Linked DNA regions of Homo sapiens: region 1 is linked to region 2. Evidence: read pairs that join two places in POLR2A ChIA-PET (ENCODE). Cell type or tissue: HepG2. All regions are shown on one strand. Each heading gives the region's core, and the rest is flanking DNA. Links, peaks and the distances in the headings are about the cores only.

Region 1 (8,369 bases), core at 311-8,310, 340 kb after region 2:
GCCACTGCGCTCCAGCCTGGGCAACAGAGCGAGACTCCATCTCCAAAAAAGAAAAGAAGACTAAAACGTATAAATTATACCTGTCTCCCTACAGAAATTCATTAAGAGACTCATGCTCAGACTGTTGTCTGGTTAATGTGAACAACATGAGCACATCTGAAGAAAGGGTGAGAACAAAGGGTTACATTCAGCTTTCAGGTCAACTAATTTAAAACAACAGGACGGGCCAGGCACAATGAATTGTGAAAAATAACGCTGACAATTTAAAATAGTGGAACAAAATTAAAAAAGGAAAAAGAAAAAAAACTGTAAAGAAAATTTGACATATGAAAAAGCGTATTGTCCAGGCGCAGTGGCTCACACCTGTAATCCTAGCATTTTGGGAGGCCGAGGTGGGCGGATCATGTGAGGTCAGGAGTTTGAGACCAGCCTGGCCAACATGGTGAAACCAATCTCTACTAAAAATACAAAAATTAGCCGAGCGTGGTGGCGCGCATCTGTAGTCCCAGCTACTTGGGAGGCTGAGGCAGGAGAATCACTTGAAACCATGAGGCAGAGGTTGCAGTGAGTCGAGATTGCGCCATTGCACTCTAGCCTGGGCAATGAGGGAAACTGTCTCAAAAAAATAGCCGGGCGCAGTGGCTCATGCCTGTAATCCTAGCACTTTGGGAGGCCGAGGTGGGCAGATCACCTGAGGTCAGGAGTTTGAGACCAGCCTGATCAACATGGAGAAACGCCGTCTACTAAAAATACAAAATTAGGCCGGGCGCGGTGGCTCATGCCTGTAATCCCAGCACTTTGGGAGGCCGAGGCAGGTGGATCACGAGGTCAGGAGATCGAGACCATCCTGGCTAACACGGTGAAACCCCTTCTCTAATAAAAATACAAAATATTAGCCGGGCATGGTGGCGGGCGCCTGTAGTCCCAGCTACTCGGGAGGCTGAGGCAGGAGAATGGCGTGAACCCAGGAGGCGGAGCTTGCAGTGAGCCGAGATGGTGCCACTGCACTCCAGCCTGGGCAGCAGAACGAGACTCCGTCTCAAGAAAAAAAAAAAAAAAAAAAATACAAAATTAGCCGGGCGTGGTGGTGCATGCCTGTAATCCCAGCTACTCGGGAGGCTGAAGCAGGAGAATCACTTGAACCTGGGAGGTGGGGGTTGCGGTGAGCCAAGATCGCACCACTGCACTCCAGCCTGGGCAACAAGAGTGAAACTCTGTCTAAAAAAAAATTGAATAACATAAATAAGTAAATAAATAAGTAAATAAAAACAGGATGGAAATTATACCTGAAATTTAAAAAGTAAGATGGCTGTGGTAGGCCAAATAATGGCTCCCAAAGATAGCTAGGTCCTGCTCTGTCCGCTGAGACCACCACACTCTACACAGTAGAGTCCTCCTCATGCTATGCTCTGGCCCTCTTGCCCCTCCAACCTCACTTCCAGCTGCCGGCCCCCTGCTCACTCTGCTCCTGACACTCCACAGGCACACATCCTCCTCCAGGCCTGTGCAGTAGCTATTCCCTCTGCCTGGAATATGCAGTCCTGTATATCTCCAGCTCAGTGTCTCACAGCGCTGTCACCAGGCGGGACAGAGTGTCGGGCTCATTCAGGTGCTCAGCAGAATTCAGCTCCTTGAGGTTATAGAACTGAGGACCCTGTTTGCTGGTTGGTCGTTTGCCAGAAATGGTTCTTAGGTCCTGGAGAACCCTCAGGTTCAACCACATGGTCCTCCCAGGTATGGCAGCTTACTTCTTCTTTGAGACCAGGAGGCTGCTACGATGGAGTCTTAAGTTAACATAAATCACAGCTAGGTGTGGTGGCTCACACCTGTAGTCCCAGCTACTCAGGAGGCTGAGGTGGGAGGATCGCTTGAGCCTAGGATCTTGAGGCTGCAGTGAGCTGTGTTTACCACACCACTGCACTCCAGCCTGGGTGACAGGGAGACCCTATCTCAAAAAAAAAAAAAAAAAGTTTTAGGCCGGGTGCAGTGGCTCACAGCTATAATCCCAGCACTTTGGGAGGCTGAGTTGGGTGGATCACTTGAGGTCAGGAGTTTGAGACCCGCCTGGCCAACATCGTGAAACCCTGTCTCTACTAAAAATACAAAATTAGCCGTGCGTGATGGCGGGCATCTGTAATCCCAGCTGTTGCGTAGACTGAGGCAGGAGAATTGTTTGAACCCGGGAAGCAGAGGTTGCAGTGAGCCAAGGTCGTGCCACTGCACTCTAGCCTGGGCGACAGAGTGAGGCTCCATCTCAAAAAAAAATTTTGTTTTAAAGATTAAGTTAACCTCGTCACAGTGACTGTGCCACCACATGCACAGGCCTTGCCCACACTCAAGAGAGGGGGTCTTAGAATTCTGCCTGCTACCATGGTCTAGTCTTGGCACACCTTCCTTGACAACATGGAAGCCAGGTCACTACCCAGGCCACCTACAAGGAAGTTCACCATTTGACCTGCCGAACGTGCACAACAAACTTTTTTTCTCTTTCTTGAGACAGGGTCTCACTCTGTCGCCCAGGCTGGAGTGCAGTGGAACAATCTTGGTATACTGCAACCTCTGCCTCCCGGGCTCAAGCGATCCTTCTGTCTCACCCTCCCGAGTAGCTGGGACCACAAGCATGCACCACCATGCCCAGCTCTGGCTAATTTTTTGTATTTTTGGTAGATATTTTTGTATTTTTGTTTCACTGTGGTGCCCAGGTCAGTTTCGAACTCCTGACCTCAAGTGATCCCCTGGCCTCCAAAAGTGCTGGGATGACAGATGTGACCCACCACGCCCAACCAAGTATTGGATAACTTTTTAGTTTCTTTTTCTTCCTCCTTTACTTCCGCTCAGGGGTCTAGGTCTGAGTCAGGGCTTGAGGGTGTCCCCATGGGGGCTGGTGTTACCCAGGACACTGCAGCGGCTAGCAGGGCTTGGCTGGGCTGGCGAATGAGGGCCCCACTTCTCTTTTTTGTACAGGGAAGGGACCGAGGATCTGAGTGACATCTGTAGGTCAGAGGGCATGCTGACCTTGAAAGCAAGGTGGGAATGGAGTTCTATGAGCTGAGGAGTCCCAGCTGGCTCGCATTCTAGAGAAGCGCCATAAAGGGAGTCTATTCATTAGCCCCAGGGAGAGAGCCTCCCGCTCCCTCCCTCCCCGCCCCCCACCCCACCCCACCCTTAGGAGCTGCTCACCTTCCCCTCGCCTGGGGCACACACCTGCTTCTCCAGGGACCAGACCTGAAGTGCAGGAAGGAGCCCCGCGGCCTTCTGTTACCGCAGCGCTCTGCCTGCCATCGTTGAATGTGTGGACTCTTTGGTTGCTTTCATAAATTCTGTTTTATTTCCTCATCATGTTTGCTGAAAGCTTGAATGTATCCACTTGGCTGTTTTCCAAGTATTCTCATGTGCATTTTAAGAGTCTCCTGTCTTTAAAATAATGTGGAGGCAGCTCTGAATATACTAAAACCATTGAATTGTACCCTTCAGATGGGTGATTTTGTGGTATGTGAATTTTATTTCAATGAAGCTGTTAACAGAAATAGTACAGAGTCCGTACTGTTGTGTTTTCTGGAGCACCTGGAGTCCCCTCTGTCCCTGGCCATCCCTCCTTCCCCACACCTCACCCCTGTACCTCACCTTCCCCACCCCCCTGCCTCACCCCTGCACCTCACCCTCCCCACGCTTCCCGTATCAGGGAGCTTCTTAAACACAGAATGGGGTGTTAAGATGATTGGAGGGCAGCAGCCTATTGGAATCCCGATGAACGTGGAAAGGTGTCAGGGAGGGGTAGCTGTGGTGTGGAGGAGCCCCACATTTTCGTCCCTGTCTTGTCACAAAGAAGGAGCCCATCGCTGTGATTAGAAGGACTTAGGCCGGGCATGGTGGCTCACACCTGTAATCCCAGCACTTTGGCAGGCTGAGGCAGGTGGATTACCTGAGGTCAGGAGTTCAAGACCAGCTGGCCAACATGGAGAAACCCCGTCTCTACTAAAAATACAAAAAATTAGCCAGGCATGGTGGTGTGTGCCTATAATCCTAGCTCCTTGGGAGGCTGAGGCAGGAGAATTGTTTGAACCAGGGAAGCGGAGGTTACAGTGACCCGAGATCACACCATTGCACTCCAGTCTGGGCGACAGAGCAAGACTCTCTCTCAAAAACAAACAAAGGAAAAAAACAAACAAAAAGGCCGGGGCTCGGTGGCTCATGCCTGTAATCCCAGCACTTTGGGAGGCCGAGGCGGTGGATTGCCTGAGGTCAGGAGTTGGAGACCAGCCTGGCTAAGATAGTGAAACCCCATCTTTACTAAAAATACAAAAATTAGCTGGGCGTGATGGCAGGCGCCTGTAATCCCAGCTACTCGGGAGGCTGATGAGGGAGAATCATTTGAACCTCGGGAGGGCAGATGTTGCAGTGAGTTGAGATCGCGCCACTGTACTCCAGCCTGGGCGACAAGAGTGAAACTCCTTAAAAAAATAAAAAGGAAACAAACAAACAAACAAAAAATCAGCTGGGCATAGTGGTGGGGGCCTGTAGTCCCAGGTACTTGGGAGGCTGAGGCAGGAGAATTGCTTGAACCTGGGTGGCTGATATTGCAGTGAGGCAAGATCATGCCACTGCACTCCAGCCTGGGTGATAGAGTGAGACTCCATCTTAAAAAAGGAAACAAAAAAAAGCCACAAAGAAGGACTTAGAATTGGGTGCTAAGCAGGCCTCTTCCTACTGATAGGTGGACACATCTATTTCTTTATTATTATTATTATTATTATTTTTGAGACAGAGTCTTGCTCTGTTGCCCAGGCTGGAGTGCGGTGGCATGATCTCGGCTCACTGCAAGCTCCGCCTCCCCTGTTCACGCCATTCTCCTGCCTCAGCATCCCGAGTAGTTGGGACTACAGGCGCCCGCCACCACGCCCGGCTAATTTTTTGTATTTTTAGTAGAGATGGGGTTTCACCATGTTAGCCAGGATGGTCTCGATCTCCTGACCTCGTGATCTGCCCGCCTCGGCCTCCCAAAGTGCTGGGATTACAGGCGTGAGCCACCGCGCCTGGCCTATTTCTTTATTTTTTAATTTTTTTTTATTTTTTATTTTTGAGACGGAGTCTCGCTCTGTTGCCCAGGCTAGAGTGCAGTGAGCGATCTTGGCTCACTGCAAGCTCCACCTCCCGGGTTCAAGTGATTCTCGTGCCTCAGCATCCCGAGTAGTTGGGACTACAGGCGCCCGCCACCACGCCCGGCTAATTTTTTGTATTTTTAGTAGAGATGGGGTTTCACCATGTTAGCCAGGATGGTCTCGATCTCCTGACCTCGTGATCTGCCCGCCTCGGCCTCCCAAAGTGCTGGGATTACAGGCGTGAGCCACCGCGCCTGGCCTATTTCTTTATTTTTTAATTTTTTTTTATTTTTTATTTTTGAGACGGAGTCTCGCTCTGTTGCCCAGGCTAGAGTGCAGTGAGCGATCTTGGCTCACTGCAAGCTCCACCTCCCGGGTTCAAGTGATTCTCGTGCCTCAGCCTTCTGAGTCGCTGGGACTACAGGTGCCCGCCACCACGCCTGGCTAAATTTTTGTATTTTTAGTAGAGACAGGGTTTCTCCGTGTTAGCCAGGATGGTCTCAATCTCCTGACTTCGTGATCCACTCGCCTTGGCCTCCCAAAGTGTTGGGATTACAGGTGTGAGCCACCATGCCCGGCCTGGCCACATCTATTTCTGATGGATAAAAGTGGATTCCTGAATATGTGATATGCCTCTCTGGGGACCTGTGGAATGACATTTTGCATGTCAGACCAGCACAGTGCTTTTATTCTAGACTTTTCTAAACCTTCCCCTCTAAACCAGGGAAAGCGAGTCGGTTCCCCGGTTCCTCATCATGGGTAATCAGAACAGATCTCTGATTTAGGAAGTTGGTTTTTTTTTTTTTTTTTTTTTGAAGCAGAGTTTTGCTCTTGTTGCCCAGGCTGGAGTGCAGTGGCGCGATCTTGGCTCACTGCAACCTCTGCCCCCTGGGTTCAAGCGATTCTTCTGCCTCAGCCTCCCCAGTAGCTGGGATTACAGGCGCCTGCCACCACGCCCAGCTAATTTTGTATTTTTTTTTAAGTAGAGGCGGGGTTTCACCATGTTAGCCAGGCTGGTCTCGAACTCCAGAGCTCAGGCAATCTGCTCACCTCGGCCTTTCAAAGTTCTGGGATTACAGACGTGAGCCACCACACCCGGCCAAGGAAGCTATTTTTGTACTTCAAACAGAAAAACTGAGCTGCCAGTGAGCACATTTCAGAGTAGGAAAACTCATATTATTCAGCCTACCTGTCTTTCTTCCAAATTTCAATTTAGAGATAAACACACCGTAGCTTTTAAGTTGCCAAGAAAAGAGACATGAGATGTACTCAAATGCCTTCATTTTCCCAGTAGGACCTCATCATTCCAGGTGGTTGAAGCATCCAGTAGGCGGGTCTTTGTTCCTTGCTCACACACCCAGTTAAAAGCAAAGGCCTCCCCTCATCTAGAGCCAACTCTGAGCAGGGTCGTTAAGCATCAACTGCCAAGCATAACCCCCTATAAAGTTGCTTGCTATAGTAGTTGGTGCAAAGCTGACTAAATGGGAATTAAAAACTGTCTCTAGCCAGGCACAGTGGCTCATCCCTGTAGTTCCAGCTACTCTGGAGGTCAGTTGGAGGATTGCTGGAGTCCAGGAGTTTGAGACCAGCCTGAGCAACATAGCGAGATCGCCTCCCTACAAAAAATACAAAAATTAGCTGGGTTTGGTGACACTCACCTCTAGTCCCAGCTACTCAGGAGGCTGAGGCAAGAGGATTGGCCGAGTCTAGTCGTTCACATCTAGCGTGGGAAACATGTTGTAGACCTCATCTCATATTGTATACCTCCTCAAAACCAAAACCAAAAAACCCCAAAAGCAAAAACCAAAAAAACCCACAAAACCAACCATGAAAACACCCCTGTCTCTGGAACTCCTTGTCCAAGGTCCCTGAGGCTAATGTGATTTGGAACAGAAGCCAACTTTCCTGCAGGTTTAGAAAGTGTCACATACAGGCTCTTTCTCATTCAAGCGTATAAGAACAGGCTTTCTTGGCCGGGCGCAGTGGCTCACACCTGTAATCCCAGTACTTTGGAAGGCTGAGGCAGTAGGCAGATCACCTGAGGTCAGGAGTTCCAGACCAGCTTGGCTAACATGGCAAAACGACGTCTCTACTAAAAATTCAAAAGTTAGCGAGGCGTGGTGGTACGTGCCTGTAATCCCAGTTACTTGGGAGGCTGAGGCACGAGAATTGCTTGAACCCGGGAGGTGGAGGTTGCAGTGAGCCGAGATTGCACTACTGCACTCCAGCCTGGGTGACAGAGCGAAACTCCGTCTCAAAAAAAAAAACAAAAAAACTAGGCTTTCTTTCTTTTTTTTTTTTTTCTTGGCCACATGCACCAGATTGAAGAATAAGCTTTCTTGTCTGTTCTCTATACAGTGATATGTAAAAATCACCACTCAGATCAAAGAATTGAGAACTGCGCAGCCAGGCGCCATGGCTCACGCCGGTAATCCCAGCACTTTGGGAGGCCAAGGTGGGCGGATCACCTGAGGTCAGGAGTTCAAGACCAGCCTGGCCAACATGGCGAAACCCCGTCTCTACTACAAAAATCAGCCGGGCGTGGTGGCACGTGCCTGTCATGCCATCTACAAAGGAGGCTGAGGCAGGAGAATTGCTTGAACCCGGGAGGTGGAGGCTGCAGTGAGCTGAGATCACACCACTGCACTCCAGCCTGGGTAACAGAGGCGACTCTGTCTCAAAAAAAAAAAAAAAAGAATTGAGAACCGCGCACACTCTCACAAGCACTCAGCAGTGGTCAGTCCATTCTTGGGTGGGTGATCGGATATGACTGGAGCAGGTGCTCCCTGTCACTGTTTTTGTTGTTGTTGTTGTTTTTTGGGAGATAGGGTCTCACTCTGTCGCCCACGTGGAATGCAGTGACGCAATCATGGCTCGCTGCAGCCTCAACCTCCCAGGCTCAGGCAATCCTCCCACCTCAGCCTTCCAAGTAGCTGGAACTACTGGCACGTGGACCGACGAATTTTTTGGAATTTTTTGTAGAGATGAGGTTTCACCATGTTGCCCAGGCTAGTCTGGAACTCTTGGGCTCAAGTGATCCATCCGCCTTGGCATTTCAAAATGCTGGAAAGCCAGGTGTGAGCCATTATGCCTGGCCTTAGTTTGGTTCAGGCTTTATACTAAGTGCATCTCAAATATTTTATTGAACATCCTTTCATTTCTAAGAGTACTTCAGTTATCTCTGTTAAAATGAACCAACCAGAAAGATTCCCACTCAAGTGCAGGACAACAGATATTAGTATCAAGAATTAAGGCCGGGCACGGTGGCTC
Region 2 (8,369 bases), core at 292-8,291:
TTGCCTAGGCTGGTCTCAAACTCCTGGGCTCAAGCGATCCTCCCACCTTGGCTTTTCAAAGTGCTAGGATTACAGGCGTGAGCCACCGCACCCACCCAAGGCCTTTCTGTTTCTGTCCTATTTAGGATGCAGCTCAAAGTGGCTGTTGGGACACCACAGAATCAGAATACGGAGGCTCCTATTGTTTCAAATGTAGCTGTCTTTGCTCCATCTAGGAGCACAGTGAGGCCTTATGACATGTGCTGTGGCTCCCAGCACCAGTTTAGGTACTTGGAGTGCAGCAGGGAAGAAAATAACTTGGCTGCTCTGCACGCTGGGGGCTTCACTCAGCGGCATCTAGACAGACACATAATTGGCCGGGCGTGGCGGCTCACGCCTGTAATCCCAAAACCTGGGAGGCCGAGGCAGGCCGATCACTTGAGGTCAGGAGTTCGAGACCAGCCTGGCCAACATGGTGAAACCCTGTCTCTACTAAAAATACAAATATTAGGCCGGGTGCCGTGGCTCACACCTGTAATCCCAGCACTTTGGGAGGCTGAGATGGGCAGATCACCTGAGGTCAGAAGTTTGAGACCAGACTGACCAACAGGGAGAAACCCCGTCTCTATTAAAAGTACAAAATTAGCTGGGCGTGGTGGTGCATGCCTGTAATCCCAGCTACTTGGAAGGCTGAGGCAGGAAAATCACTTGAACCTGGGAGGTAGAGGCGGAGGCGGAGGTTGCACTGAGCTGAGATCGTGCCATTGCACTCCAGCCTGGGCAACAAAAGTGAAACTCCATCTCAAAAAAAAAAAAAAAAATTAGCCAGGTGTGGTGGCAGGTGCCTGTAATCCCAGCTACTTGGTAGGCTGAGGCAGGAGAATCACTTGAACCCAGGAGGCGGAGGTTGCAGTGAGCCGAGATCGCGCCATTGCACTCCAGCCTGGGTGACAGAGCAAGACCCTGTCTCAAAAAAAATTGAAATTAACGTTTAAAAAAAAAGACACCTAATTGTAATCAAATTGTATGGAGCATTAGAAACTGGAGAGAGTTATAGGGAAAGGAACAGGGGCTTGGAACACACCTCATGGAAAGCCAGGAACAAGTTCCAGCTATGGGTATGGAGAAATGAGGGCAGGAGGGTCACATGAAGGTTCTTCTAGTGACTTCCCAGCTTGGTCATCTCTGCTGCCCTCACCGTGTCAGCTGTCCTTGGAGCCGCAGTCATGTGGTCTGGTTTGTACACTGGCATGGGGCCCTCTCCTCTGGCAGAGACACGCCATGTTGGTTCCTCTAACTTCCACGTGGACTTTACTCCATTTTCCCAAGCATCAGCTCACCCACCTGCTGCTTTCTCCCTCAGAGCACTCTGCACTGAGGCTGGTGCTTCTTTATGAACTAACCCAGCTCCCTAGAGCGGTGACAAGTGCTGCCACCAGGAGTGCCCCAAAGGCCATGGCAGACCTGGGCAAATTCCCTGAACATGTCAGAGGGATGACTGCTCTGGAAAGGTGCCGGCCCAACCTCCAGCCTGTAAATCCCCCACAGTAAGAGGGTAAGCCAGGAGCTGCACTGAGGTCTGTTAACAAGGGGAAAGAGAAAGGTTTGTCACTGTTTTTAAGTCTGCAGCTTTAAGACAAGAGCCCTTAGCACAAGCAGGGTTTGGGCCCTGAAAGGTTTCCTGCCGAGCTTGCACTTCTATTTGCAAGGTGTTTAATGGTTTGGTCTGAAAACACTCTGGAGGAAAACACTGTCCTCCTCAAGACTTATCCAGCCCCTCACACAGCTCTGGGCCAGCCAAGAGGGCCCAGCCCAGTCTGTGACAGGAGATAGGTGCCCCAGCCAAAGCCCTGCATCCTGACAATGACTATGCAAAAGGGAATGGCTGGCTTCAAACACACTCTCGCCGTTCATCTCCAAGACAGAAATGTGCACAAGCTTAGTCTAGTCCCCTCAGCTTTTAGCATCTGAGAAAGCATCCATTCCTAACCTTAGAACTAGACAGGACCTGTGAAGCTATCCTGCAAACCTCTGCATCCTCTGGTCCCACGGATGGGCCTGGCTTCCTACCATAAGTAGTGGGATGCTGCATAACCCAAAAGATCTATGTGGGTTCCAAACAGCCTACCTTGAAATTTCAAACGAAAGTTTATATATAGGTGCATTTTTATGGAAATGGGTACTACAACTCAGGATATTCACAGAGGGTCCATGGGACCAACCCTGCTCTCGACAGTTTGCAGTGCAAGGCTCCGCACCAAGTACCACCTACCCAGCCAGACCCTGGACATCACTCCCCACCACAGGTCCTGTTAACTCGGAGAACCATTCAGCAAATCACTTCTTCACACTCCATGGAATCTACACTGCTGTTATTCCCACCCACACATTCCGTCGACCCCTAGCGGATGAGCTGTGCTCCTCCACAGGCTGAGTGTAGGGGCTGTGTTGCAGAAAGTGAAGAGACATCCCTGCCCTCCTGGGAGACACAATTCAATGGTCATATGAATGAGTGACATGCTGTCACTGAGGGCCACTGGGATCCACAGGGAGACACAAGTGCTAGGTATGGCACAAGTGTTGGGGTGGCCTCCTGAGCGATTCACATTCCCAGCCTATATTCACAGATGTTAGGTCCTGCAGGACAGGGCCACCAGGCTATTCAGCCACACCATAACCCTAGCTTTAATTAAAATAGCAACTGGGGACCGGACGTGGTGGCTCACGCCTGTAGTCCTAGCACTTTGGGAGGTCGAGGTTGGCAGATCACGAGGTCAGGAGTTCAAGACCAGGCTGGCCAACATGGTGAAACTCCATCTCTACTAAAAATACAAAAATTAGCCAGGCCTGGTGGCAGGCGCCGTAATCCCAGCTGCTCAGGAGGCTGAGGCAGGAGAATCACTTAAGCCCGGGAGACGGAGGTTGCAGTGAACTGAGATTGTGCCATTGCACTCCAGCCTGGGTGACGAAGCAAGACTCCGTCTCAAACAAACAAATAAATAAATAAATAAATAAAATAGCAACTGGGGGCAGGGCATGGTGGCTCACGCCTATAATCCCAGCACTTTGGGAGGCTAAGGTGGGTAGATTGCTTGAGTCCAGGAATTCAAGATCAGCCAGGGTAACATGGCAAAATCCCATTTCCACAAAAAAATACAAAAACTATTCAGGCGTGGGGGCGGGTGCCTATAGTCCCAGCTACTCGGGAGGCCGAGATGGAAGGATCACCTGAGCCTGGGAGACAGATGTTGCAGTGAGCCAAGATTGCGCTCCAGCCTGGCAATAGAGTGAGACCCTGCCTTAAATTAAAAAAAAAAAAAAAAAAAAAAAAAAAAAGAACCAGGAACAATTCCTTTGAAAAATCCCACCCCAATCTCCAACCTCATTAATCTCACAGCTTCTGGTCTTTCAGTTCTGTTCTGAGATTCCCCCAGATCTGGCAGTCAGTCACCATCAGGAGAAAGGCGCTCTGTCCTAGGTCACCTGATCAGTAATGGAAACTCAGTCTCCTCCTCTCAGTGCAGAAGAGTGAGCAGCAGCAGACCAGACCCTTGAGGCCAACCATGGACCTGATGGGATGAGGACAGACGAGAGGCCACAGCCCAGAGGGGCTCCTGGGTGGCTGCAGAGCCATGCCAGTGCCAGACAAGGATGGGTACAGGGAGGGTACTACTGCCTGGACTCCTGCCAGAGAAACATAGCTGCCAGCATCCCTGGGGCAAGCTCCAGGACCCAAGACTGTTAGGGTGGGAGTTTGGATGGAGGAAATGTGATCCTGGGCACTAACAAACAGAATGCGTAGGTCAGGAAAGAATGCTACATGCTGAACAACAGCTTAGGAGCCTTTTTCAGCAAAACTCAGATTCCTGTCCTCCTTTAATATCCACTAGGTGGCGCTGGGTTGCCTCAAGTTCTGAGCTCCTCCGCAGCCTGCAGATCACACAACAGGCAGTCCAAGGTTTTGTCTCCTTTCAACTTTCCAGCACGATTCAAACCTAAGAAATCATAGTCCATTCTTCCTTTAGAAATATAAAGTCAACGAGCCGGGCACGGTGCTCACGCCTGTCATCCCAGCATTTTGGGAGGCCGAGCCGGGCGGATCTACAAGGTCAGGAGTTCGAGACCAGCCTGGCCAATATGGTGAAACCCCATCTCTACTAAAAATACAAAAATTAGCCAGGCATGGTGATGTGCACCTGTAGTCCCAGCTACTCGGGAGGCTGAGGCAGAAGAATGCACTCCAGCCTGGGCAACAGAAGGATATTCCATCTCAAAAAAAAAAAAAAAAAAGAAGAAGAAAAAGAAATATAAAGTCAATGGTTTGGTTTTTATTTAAACAAATTTTTAAGAGACAGGGTCTCACCATGTTGCTGGGGCTGGAGTACAGTGGCTACTCAGACACCAGCATAGAGCACTACAAGCTCGAACTCCTGGGCTCAAGTGATCCCCCAACCTTGGCCTCGCCTGTGAGATGGGACTACAGGAGCACACCACCGCACCAGCTTGGTTTTTATTTTAATTCCAAGTTAGCCTGATTTTTGTTTGTAATCTAATCCGAGTTGAGGCATACACTCAGAATAAGGGAACAATGTCCAAGGAAGAGACTGGATACCAGGCAATTCAAAGCCAGAGGGTAGTAATTCTCTCAACACAGAGAAAACATTAGTGTGATAACAATGAATCAAAGACAGGGTCAGACTACATGACCACAAAGGTCCCATTCTGCAACACAGAAGGGGCCAGAAAACAAAGCAATCACCTGGCAAGGGCTGATGTTCTCTCACACCTGGGGAGGCTCAGTCCCCAGGGTCACCAAGAGACAAACAAATGCTAGTTGCAACTTATATCACAAAAGACAAATCACTCTCCCATGTTTAAGGACTTATATCTCCCGATAGAAGAATGAACAAGGGATCTGAGCAGCGAGCTCACAGAAAAGACAGGTGGTTCAAACATGTGAAGAGATGCATCAGTGCATCACAATAAAGCTACACAGAGATCCCATTCCCCACTTGTTATACTGGTTAAGATCCACAATTTCACGAGACTCGATGTTGGCAAAGCTCGGGGGAAGAGGCATCTCGTGTGTTGCTGGTGGGACAGAGGTACAAACCCCTGAGAAGGAAACACAACATTACAAATGCCATTTTCCCTATTAGTAATGCCTTTAGGAATTTATCTTATAGATACAGAGGCGCACATACAAAATAACACAGGTAAATGGTTAGCACTGGAAGGCTGGAACAAACTCAATGGTGGGGGCAGTTGCGGCTCACTAGGCAGCCAAAAAAAGAATTAAAAAGTATTTTTTAAATTTTATTTATTTTTTATTTTACTTTTGTTTTTTAATTTTTATTATTATTTTTGAGATGACATCTAGTTCTGTCACCCAGGCTGGAGTGCAGTGGCGCCATCTCAGCTCACTGCAACCTCTGCCTCCTAGATTTAAGTGATTCTTCTGCCTCAGCCTCCTGAGTAGCTGGGACTACAGGCATGCACCACCACGCCCGGCTAATTTTTTGTATTTTTAGTAGACAGCGGGTTTCACCATGTTAGCCAGGCTGGTCTCGAACTCCTGACCTCGTGCTCCACCCGCCTCAGCCTGGCAAAGTGTTGGGATCACAGGTGTGAGCCACCGCGCCCGGCCTTTTTTTTTTCATTTTTGATACGCGGTCTGGCTCTGTTGCTGGGGCCAGAGTACAATGGTACAACCATGGCTCACCATAATCTTGATTTCCTAGGCTTAAGTGACCCTCCCACCTCAGCCTCCTGAGTAGCTGAGACTACACTTGTGCCACCACACTCAGATATTTTTTAAAAATTTTTTGTAGAAATGCGATCTCACATTGTTGTTCAGGCTGATCTTGCACTTCTGACCTCAAGAAATCCGCCCCTCAGCCTCCCAAAGTGCTGGGATTACAGGCGTGAGTCACCACGCCCGGCCTGCTTGTCCACATTTAATAAAGGTGATGCTCAGCCAATACAATCAGAACAACTGTGAGGTTTTCATGGTATCCTCAAGGCTTGCTGCCCTCACACAGTCAGTGTCGCAAACCCCAACTCTCTCAGACTGAGAGGAGACAGCTGGCCCCAGCCTCACCCACTGAGCCTCAATTTCCTCTTGAGTGACTGGAGTCAGTGACACCCACCTAGTGAAGGTGGCCCAGCACTTGGTGTTGCGTCATGCTCAGTAAAATGGCATTTTGCATCTGTTTGATTTAAAAACACTTTCGGACTCTCATGTATAACTTCGGGCTCGTTTTCTGTTTTAAGAGGAGTCTGGAGGTGGTGGTTCCAGCAGAGTGCATGCTACTCAGCAAAGGGGTTTAAAAAAGCAAAGGTACTCAGGGGTTTGTACCTCTGTCCCACCAGCAACACACGAGATGCCTCTTCCCCCGAGCTTTGCCAACATCGAGTCTCGTGAAATTGTGGATCTTAACCAGTATAACAGGTGGGGAATGGGATCTCTGTGTAGCTTTATTGTGATGCACTGATGCATCTCTTCACATGTTTGAACCACCTGTCTTTTCTGTGAGCTCACTGCTCAGATCCCTTGTTCATTCTTCTATTGGGAAATATAAGTCCTTAAACATAGGAGAGTGATTTGTCTTTTGTGATGTAAGTTCCAGCAGAGTGCACCCTACTCAGCAAACCATTTAAAAAACAGCCACTGGCCGGGCGCGGTGCTCACGCCAGTAATCCCAACACTTTGGGAGGCCGAGGCGGGTGGATCACCTGAAGTCGGGAGACCACCCTGACCAACATGCAGAAACCCCGTCTCTACTAAAAATACACAACTAGCCGGGTGTGGTGGCGCATGCCTGTAATCCCAGCTACTCGGGAGGCTGAGGCAGGAGAATCTCTTAAACCCAGGAGGCAGAGGTTGCTGTGAGCCGAGATCGTGCCGCTGCACTCTAGCCTGGGCAACAAAAGCAAAACTCCATCTCAAAAAAAAGAAATAAATAGAAATAGAAATAAAAAATAAACAAAAAAAAACGGCCACCAAGGTCACTTCTTTCAAGAGCAGCCACATGACCATCCCTTCCCAGTCCTCTCCGGCCCTAACCTCAGGGAACCCTGATGCTCACACCCCAGGAGAACAGTGGTCAGTACCGGGGAGCCCTACCTGTTGACGCTGCTCCTCAGGCCCAGGCAGGCTGGCCCATAAGAAGGAGGTTAATAAGCACACCCACCTGTCTTACCTGTCATAAGCTTCCTTGAGGTCCCTGGCCAGCTTGCACTTGGGCAGGATGTGATGGAATGGGGACTGAGGACCTTCATTTCCTACAAGAATCACAACACAAGATTTACAGCTCCCGGGTTCAAGCGATTCTCCTGCCTCAGCCTTCCAAGTAGCTGGGATTACAGGCGCCCGCCACCATGTCTGGCTAATTTTTTTGTATTTTTGGTAGAGACAGGTATTCACCATGTTGGCCAGGCTGGTCTCGAACTCCTGTCCTCAAGTGATCCATCCACCTTGGCCTCCCAAACTGCTGGGATTATAAGCATGAGCCACCACGCCTGGCCTAGACCTGCTAATTTTAAAATTTTTTGTCTGGGATTACAGGTGTGAGCTACCACATCCAGCCAAAAAGTCTTTTATTCATCCTTTTTCATAAATTTCTAAAAATATATACATAGACTTAAAATAAAATTTCTTTTTACTTCCTGTGATAAAGTCACAGACTCTAAAAAGATAACGTTTAAAAAAACAAAACTTTTGGATTGTTATTATCACAATTATAATTAGTATATAATTGGCCAAAACAGAAACATATTATAAATTTTGACAGGTAACCGGGCGCGGTGGCTCACACCTGTAATCCCAGCACTTTGGGAGGCCGAGGCAGGCGGATCACAAGGTCAGGAGATCAAGACCATCCTGGCTAACACGGTGAAAACCCCGTCCCTACTAAAAATACAAAAAATTAGCCGGGCGTGGTGGCGGGCGCCTGTAGTCCCAGCTACTCGGGAGGCTGAGGCAGAAGAATGGCGTGAACCCAGGAGATGGAGCTTGCAGTGAGCAGAGATCACACCACTGCACTCCAGCCTGGGTGACAGAGGAAAAAACAAAAGAAAAACTTTATATATTTGACAATTACCTGTCAAAATTTATTTTATTTTTATTTATTTATTTTTTTTTTGAGACAGGGTCTCACTCTGTCACCCTTGCTGGAGTGCAGTGGTGCAATCTCAGCTCACCCCAACCTCCACCTCCCAAGGCTCAGGTGATTCTCCCACCTCAGCATCCCGAGTAGCTGGAACTACGGGCACATATGACCATGCCCGGCTAATTTTTGGGTTTTTTTCGGTAGAGGCAGGATTTCACCATGTTGCCCACACTGATCCTGAATTCCCGAGCTCAAGCAATCTACCTGCCTCAGCCTCCC

Evidence for each region. Peaks named below come from ENCODE experiments on the same cell type or tissue, not always from the same donor. Only the 100,000 strongest peaks of a DNase experiment are listed, where the experiment ranks them.
Region 1: POLR2A ChIA-PET joins it to region 2 with 5 read pairs; 1 of 35 experiments calls an interaction of 5 or more read pairs at or near these places.

What each region holds. Positions count from the first base shown.
Region 1 is chr16:447,695-456,063 of GRCh38, forward strand. The region is part of intron 1 of RAB11FIP3 (RAB11 family interacting protein 3); the gene reads left to right. Among named protein-coding and RNA genes, the nearest start is that of RAB11FIP3, 26 kb to the left of the region's middle. In HepG2, for the core only: no CTCF peak of the experiment used is centred there; DNase peaks (open chromatin) are centred at 3,337 and 4,157.
Region 2 is chr16:103,344-111,712 of GRCh38, forward strand. It overlaps NPRL3 (NPR3 like, GATOR1 complex subunit), which reads right to left. Exons shown (of 14, transcript NM_001077350.3): 7 at 7,182-7,263. Among named protein-coding and RNA genes, the nearest start is that of MPG, 29 kb to the left of the region's middle. RefSeq lists an enhancer at 3,413-8,369. In HepG2, for the core only: a CTCF peak has its summit at 3,868 (motif pointing right); a DNase peak (open chromatin) is centred at 3,888.